2 separate regions of the Homo sapiens genome follow, and region 1 is linked to region 2. A link is a contact called in ENCODE Hi-C or POLR2A ChIA-PET data. All regions are on one chromosome and are shown on one strand. Each heading gives the region's core, a stretch centred on a gene start or an enhancer-like site at or near the end of the contact. The rest is flanking DNA. Distances are from core to core; before and after follow the strand shown. Region 1 overlaps FOXO1 (forkhead box O1). Region 2 has its middle 4.8 kb from the start of LINC00598.

Region 1 (3,482 bases), core at 144-2,643, 140 kb after region 2:
CCAAAGCCCTGCAGGCTCAACCTTCCTCTCCAGGTTGTCCCCCAGGCACCTGCTCTGAAACAGACTCACCTCTCACTCCCCTGAATCAAACAGTAACTGTACTACTACAGACAAACTGTGAGACCACCTATGGCCTACCATGTATATTTTTACAAGTGCATCTCGGGAATAAAATACACTTACCCAAACTCCCAAAGAGCAGGACCTGTGGGTGTCCCACCTTTATGTGCCAGCCCAAAGCCTTGTTCATTCATCCTAAGACCTCAATACTTGAATTCAACAAGGGATTGAACTAGGATTGGATCACAATGGTTGAAGAGGCCCAACCAACAAATGGCAATGAATAGTTAAAACAACATGACTTTTTTTTTTTTTTTCAGACAGAGTTTCACTCTTGTTGCCCAGGCTGGAGTGCAGTGGTGCAATCTCGGCCCACTGCAACCTCCGCCTCCCGGGTTCAAGCTATTCTCCTGCCTCAGCCTCCCGAGTAGCTGGGATTACAGGCATGCGCCACCACGCCCAGCTAATTTTGTATTTTTAGTAGAGATGGGGTTTCTCCATGTTGGTCAGGCTGGTCTCGAACTCCCAACCTCAGGTGATCTGCCCGCCTCGGCCTCCCAAGGTGCTGGGATTACAGGCGTGAGCCACTGCACCCAGCCAAACAACATGACTTTTGAACTGCCTAAGATTTCACAGCCTCTAGAGGTATATCAAGTGCAGACTGACTATCCCTTATCCAAAATGATTGGAACCAGAAGCATTTTGGACTTTGGATTTTTTCAGATTTTGGAACATTTGCATTAAACTTACCAGTTAAGCATCCCTAATCCAAAAATCCAAAACCCTCCACTGAGCATTTCCTTTGAGCATCATGTTGCCACTCAAGAAGTTTCAGATTTTGGAGCATTTAGGATTTTAGATTTTCAGATTAGGAATATTCAACCTGCATATGGACATAAGACCCATCCACCAATGGCCCTTGCTTCACATGCTCAGTGGGTTGTGGGCTTCGGCTAAAACCTGGGAGGAGATCACAGATTCAAAGTCTCCTTGTGGGGCACTGTGTTCTGTAAGAGGAAGCTACAGTTGAGAAGGTTCAAGGCAACTAAATATGTGCTAGTAAAGTGAGCATAAATCATTCTGAAACCAGAGGACCTACAACAAGTAGCCTGGTTTGGGCTTTTCTTGTGCTCAGCAGTCAAGTGATAAGAACCTTTAACTACATTACATCTAACATTTTTAATTTACAAAATAATGCCCACCACTTCAAAAAAATTGATAGTATTATATCTTCTACCTTTCTATGTCCAAAAAATAAGGGAAGGAGGTTTAAAATATAAGTAGCTAAACCAGGAACTCCAGTCCTGCCACAATGCTAGGCATATTTGTTCTAGGAATTCAAGTCCTGCTAATTTAAACAGCAAGGGGAACTGAAACTCTTGAGAATCTCTGATTATACAGAAAATCTCGGTGTCGTTTACACACAGGGCAAGCCAAGGGGATCCTTCTAAACAGTCTGGGGCTGTTTGCTTTTGTTCTTCTTTTTGTTCCCACTGAAAAGCAAAAATCATTTGTCAACATGGAAAAACCAGCCTGGTGCAGTAGCTCACGCCTGTAATCCTAGCATGCTGGGAGGCCAAGGTGGCAGATTACCTGAGGTCAGGAGTTGAAGACCAGCCTGGCCAACATGGTGAAACCCCGTGTCCACTAAAAATACAAAAATGTAGCCAGGTGCAGTGGCGCGCGCCTGTAATCCCAGCTACTCGGAAGGCTGAGGCAGGATAATTGCTTGAACCCAAGAGGTGGAGGTTGGGGTGGGCCGAGATCGCGCCACTGCACTCCAGACTGGGCGTGGGAGCAAAACTTCTCAAAAAAAAAAAAGGAAAAACCAGGAAAAGCTTGTCACTTAATGACTGGCCTGGCAAATAGGGAAAGAGCCTAAAACTATTTTTCCCTTCCCATACTGTGAAGACTACAAGCTTTGCCAACACCACTCCTCAACACCACTCTGTCATTTTTCTTTGTCTAAATCTTTTTAATTTCTTAAATGGGAAGGAAGTTGCCTTAAAGTATAATACCAAGATTCCCGCAGGGCACCACTCTGCAGGAATGTGGTTCAGAAACCAAGAATCAAGGGGCAATGCCTCCATACAGGTGAGGATTTTCCCACCCCAAAGAGGCTTACTAAAGTTAGGGGCAATTTTCCACCTAACATAAATTATGTTGTGGGGTGGATAAGTGAGAAAGAATAAAGCCGTTATGACCAATGAGGAAAAATGAAATGGATATAAAAACATTATTGCCAAGGTCTTTGTTCCAGAGTTCTCAATCATTCAGGGCCAAGAGAGGCTGGACTTAGAGTCCTGCAGGGTGGAGTGGCAGCATTGTGGAGGAGGGATCCCTGCGAAAAGTATTTATGCTGCAACTTTTCAGCATAACCAAAGCAGACCAACAACTAGAGCTTAAGTTTAGGGCCGCATTCCATAAACTATGACTGTGACCTCATGGCATATACCAAAATCAACTCAAAAGAATCAAAGACCTAAATGTAAGAACTAATACATTAAACTCTTAGAAGAAAACATAGGGATAAATCTTTCCGATCTTGGATTAGGCAATGGTTTCTTAGACATGACACCAAAAGCACAAGCTACAAAAGAAAAAAAAATAGATACTTTGGACTTCATCAAAATTAAGAACATTTTTGCTTCAAAGGACACCACCGTTTGTACATCCATATTCACAGCAGTACTATTCACAACACCCAAAAGGTGTCCATTGAGGGATGAATGGATAAACAAAATGTGATATATACATAGAATAGAGTAGGACACAAGTTACAACATGGATGGACCTTGAAGACATTGTGCTAAGTGAAATAAACCAGTCACAAAATAGGATTCCACTCCTATAAAGGACCTAAAGTAGTCAAATTCATAGAGACAGAAAGTAGAATGGTGGCTGTCAAAAGCCTGAAGAAGGAGGAAATGCGAAGTTATTGTTTAACAGACACAAAGTTACAGTTTTGCAAGATGAAAAGAGTTCTGAAGATGGATGGTGATTACAATGGGTTGGCATAACAAAATGAAAGTACTTAATGTCACGGAACAGTACGTTTTAAAACGGTTAAGATAGTGTATTTTATGTATATTTTACCACAAATTTTAAAAAAATAGGACACTACCTCCAAAAAAAATGAAAAAACCCAGCAGGGCATGGTGGCTCATGACTGTAATCCCAGCACTTTGGGAGGCCATGGCAGGTGGATCACGAGGTCAGGAGATGGAGACCATCCTGGCTAACACAGTGAAACCCCATCTCTACTAAAAATACAAAAAATTAGCCAGGTGTGGTGGCACATGCCTGTAGTCCCAGCTACTCAGGAGGCTGAGACAGGAGAATAGCTTGAACCTGGGAGGCAGAGGTAGCAGTGAGCCAGTATCACGCCACTGCACTCCAGCCTGGGTGACACAGCGAGACTC
Region 2 (3,554 bases), core at 12-2,511:
CTGACCACAGCAAGGTTGTGTGCGTGCCTCCATGGAGGTGCGCAGAGCAGAAACGCTGCCCCTCGCACTGCCATGGTGGTAAGGAGAGGAAATAAAACCCATGTCTTTTCAAAGATTGTGTGAGTGTCCTTGAACTCCTCTTCTGGCTTTTCAGCAGCTGTTTGGCATATACAGGCGAATGACAGAGAGGAAGAGGGGGCAGAGACTTGTGTAGATGCCAGTGTGTTGCTCACTGCAGGCAGCACTGACTGAGCTCCTGCCGTGAGGCTGACACAGTCCCTGCCCTCCTGGAGATTAACCCTTTAGCATGGGGAGGTGACAGCAGACAAATCAGTAAGTAAGAGAGTGTTTGATGGTAATAAGTGTCCTGAACACAAAACCAAAACAGTAAAGTGATGAGTAATGGGGAGCAGGGGGACTTTCTCAGATGGGAGTCGGGGAGGACCTCTGTAATGGGTCATGTCCGAGCCAAGAGGAGGCTGATGCCAAGGAGGAGGCAGCCATCCGAGAGGCAGGAGGCGCGTGCAGGAAGATGGCACAGTGGCGCCAAGACCAGGGATGGGAGCAAGCATGGGTCTGCCCGGAATAGGAGTAGCTGCGGGACCCAGAGCTCAGGGAGACGGTGGTGGCTTGAATGAGGGGAGTAGAGGTAGAGGGTTGACAAGTGGCCCAATCTGACGTATATTCTTTACTGCAAAGCCAATGGGACTTGCTGGTAGATTGAGTGTGCTTGGAGGAGTGGGAAACAGAAGAACTAAGGGCGACTCTTTAGATTTAATGAGTAGATAAATGCTGTAACCGAGCAGAAGATGGAAGAAGACTGGTTTGGCCATGTCAAGTGTGAGATGCCAGCTGCACATCCTAGTGGAGGTGCCAGGCAGGCAGCTGGAGAGATAGGCTTGAAGGAGGGTCAGGTCTAGAGACAGAAATAAGGGAGAGAATAGCTCCCGTCTGGAGTCGGAAGGGAGATGTCTTTCGCTACAGCGTGTGAATGTTGCTTTGCTTCCAAACACACCATGCGGTCCACACCCGCTTGCAGCCTAAGTCCCTGCATGTTTAAACAGCCAGGCTGTGAACCAGCTCTACCTACAGGCTTCACATACAACATGTGGAGGAGCCTGGCCCAGTTCCTGCCCAACTCATGTTTATTCTCTCAGCAAACATGTGTCCAGGACTTATACCATGCCAGGGGCTAGGCTAGATAACTTGTCCTACAGAACAGAAGGCTTGCCCAGGGAGTTACCTCATTTGGAAAGGAGATGGGAGGGTGGGCAGGGTGTGGCCGCAGGAAGTGGCAGGCATGGGGCCAGGGTGCCTAGGGGCCAGACTTGCTGAGCCATCACCTAGCTGAGGACCTGAACCAAGTCCATCTGCAGGCTGTGAAGCCCTCATCAGTGGGGAAAAATGACCCCTTAGAGTCCCTTCCAGTTCCAAAATGCTGCAATTATCTGGAAATTATCATCTAAGTAGACAAATCATTTAGGCAAAAAAAAAAAAAAAGATTTAAAAATCCTTTTGCTTCAATTACGCATTTTTTTTTAACGTGAATTTTCATGGTAATTGGCCTGAAGCCTGAGTAGTCTGTCCCCAGACAAAGCAGTCTTTGAGTTAAACTCTGCTTTGTATGTCAAAGCAAAGATACCCGCAGAGCAGACTCCACCTTCTTCTCTCTACACCTCCTCTCCGGGCTCCACCTCAGAGTGCACAGATGCGGAGGTGCACACGAAATCTCCTTTGTACTAAGTACAGTTATTATAAGGTGTGGCCCCCTAGACACTACCCTCTCTATTATTTTGACAGTATGACTTCCTGTAATATTACTATCTCCTGTCATCTCAGTAACAAAGGCTGATACCTGGGTTTTTTTTTTTTTCACCTCTCAACAATATACTTGACATTTAATGCATCATCAAAAAGTTTCTGAGGTTTTGGGGCTAAAGCTCTAAAAGTATTACTTCCTGCTGCCGGGGCAGCAGCTCAGGTACCCAGAGCAGCCCCAAGACTTCTGAAGCAAGGCTGCTGCCCTGTTCTCAACTTCGCCAGACGATCCCAAGGATTTCAAAGCCAGCCCAAACCGCACCCCACCCTCAGTGGGCCCTCCCAAGGGCTGAGAAATGGGTCCCAGAGCAGAAAGCACAGAGGCCACTGCTTCCCATCCCAAGCTCTCTCCCTTAGTTCTGTGGGTCCTTGAGCAAGTCACTTAACCTTTCTGCTACCCAGATTGGTAGAATTACTGCATGGGGCAAAATGATCCCCAGGGAGTGGCCCAGCATCCATTCTCAGGTGTTTAAGTAGAGACTTGAACTGCCCTCGAGGCCAGTCAGGTGACCTGCGATGAAACCTGCAGTGAAACCGCCTATTTTTCCTAAACATTAGAAGAATATTAGCTTGGTTTCCCCAAACGGCTCCCTGGTGGCCCAGCACCATGGGAATGTTCTGGGCCTGCTCTGTGAAGGTGGGATTTGCAGCCAGCAAGGCAGAAAAGCGATCGTCATTTACCCAACTCTCTATTACTTCAGCAGCATTTACAGTGCCACACATGTGTGGTCAGGGCCAAAGCCAGGCTCGAAGATACAAGGACAAACACAGCAAAGCCCACGACCTCTGGGGACAGACTGTCCAGGGGTTGGAATGGCATGTGAGCACACAGCTGCCCGCAGGAAGGGCTGGGGAAGACCGGAGGGGGCACAGGAAGGGAGCCCCTAATTATTCCCGAAGATTAGAGAGGGAGAGGCAGAGCAGGCTTCCCAAAGGAGCTAACACTTGACCCAACTCACTGTTTTCACAGTGGTTGGGCAGCTGGACATTCCAGGCAGAGGCAGTAGGAAACTCCATGGCCCAGGCCCAGAGAGATGGGCTGGCTAGGTAACACACACGGACCCATGAGGCTGGACCATGATGCACATAGGGCAGTGCTGGAAACCAGGTCCGAGGCTTCAGCGTCTGCTGAGGAGCGTGGCTGTTTCTCATTTTGGGTTTTTGACCCGTGGAGTGCAGTACAGGCTGTATAGCTAAGGGTCAGAGGCCTTGATTTGGGAGGTCAGCCACACTCAAATGGAATCCCTGCTTGTACTAATGGTGCAATCTTGGGAGAAATACTGAATCTTTCTAAACCTCCATCCTCTCATCTGTAAAATGGGCATAATAATACCCACCTCATAGATCGTGAGGGTTATGTAAAATAACAAATGTCACGTGCTGGCATTAATTACAGCAGCCAGTTAAAACACAGAGGGGAGGGCTCAACTGGTGCTTTTAGAATTATCCCTCTAGCGCTGTTTGGCAGATGGGCTGGGAGAAAGACAGGTGGCTGGGATGCATCCAAATGCATGAACGCACACATACGCACACGCAAACTTCTTTTTTAAAATTTATCTATTTATTTATTTATTCATTTATTTGAGACAGGGTCTCCCTCTGTCACCCAGACTGGAGTGCAGTGACGCCATCATAGCTCACTGCAGCCTCGACTCCTGCGCTAAAGTGATCCTCCCACCTCAGCCTCCTGAGTAGCTGGGACTACAGGTGCCCGCCACCACACCCAGCTAATTTAT

What was found. Hi-C counts contacts between places; a loop is a spot of excess contacts on that map. ChIA-PET counts read pairs that join two places held with the same protein, here RNA polymerase II (POLR2A). Pooled maps may share reads with other maps.
Region 1: a pooled map shows a loop between it and region 2 (2.3-fold over the local background). The contact joins two enhancer-like sites. A Hi-C loop is called at or near these places in 2 of 50 pooled maps. POLR2A ChIA-PET finds 5 or more read pairs at or near these places in 6 of 52 experiments (CD4-positive, alpha-beta T cell, CD8-positive, alpha-beta memory T cell, T-cell and 2 more).

The regions. Positions count from the first base shown.
Region 1 is chr13:40,628,783-40,632,264 of GRCh38, forward strand. All of the region lies in intron 1 of FOXO1 (forkhead box O1), which reads right to left. Among named protein-coding and RNA genes, the nearest start is that of FOXO1, 36 kb to the right of the region's middle. RefSeq lists an enhancer at 1,302-1,401. Within about 2 kb of position 1,394, at least 3 of the 41 ENCODE cell types and tissues checked have a DNase peak (open chromatin) inside an H3K27ac peak, as active enhancers do.
Region 2 is chr13:40,484,055-40,487,608 of GRCh38, forward strand. No RefSeq gene overlaps it. Among named protein-coding and RNA genes, the nearest start is that of LINC00598, 4.8 kb to the left of the region's middle. Within about 2 kb of position 1,262, at least 4 of the 41 ENCODE cell types and tissues checked have a DNase peak (open chromatin) inside an H3K27ac peak, as active enhancers do.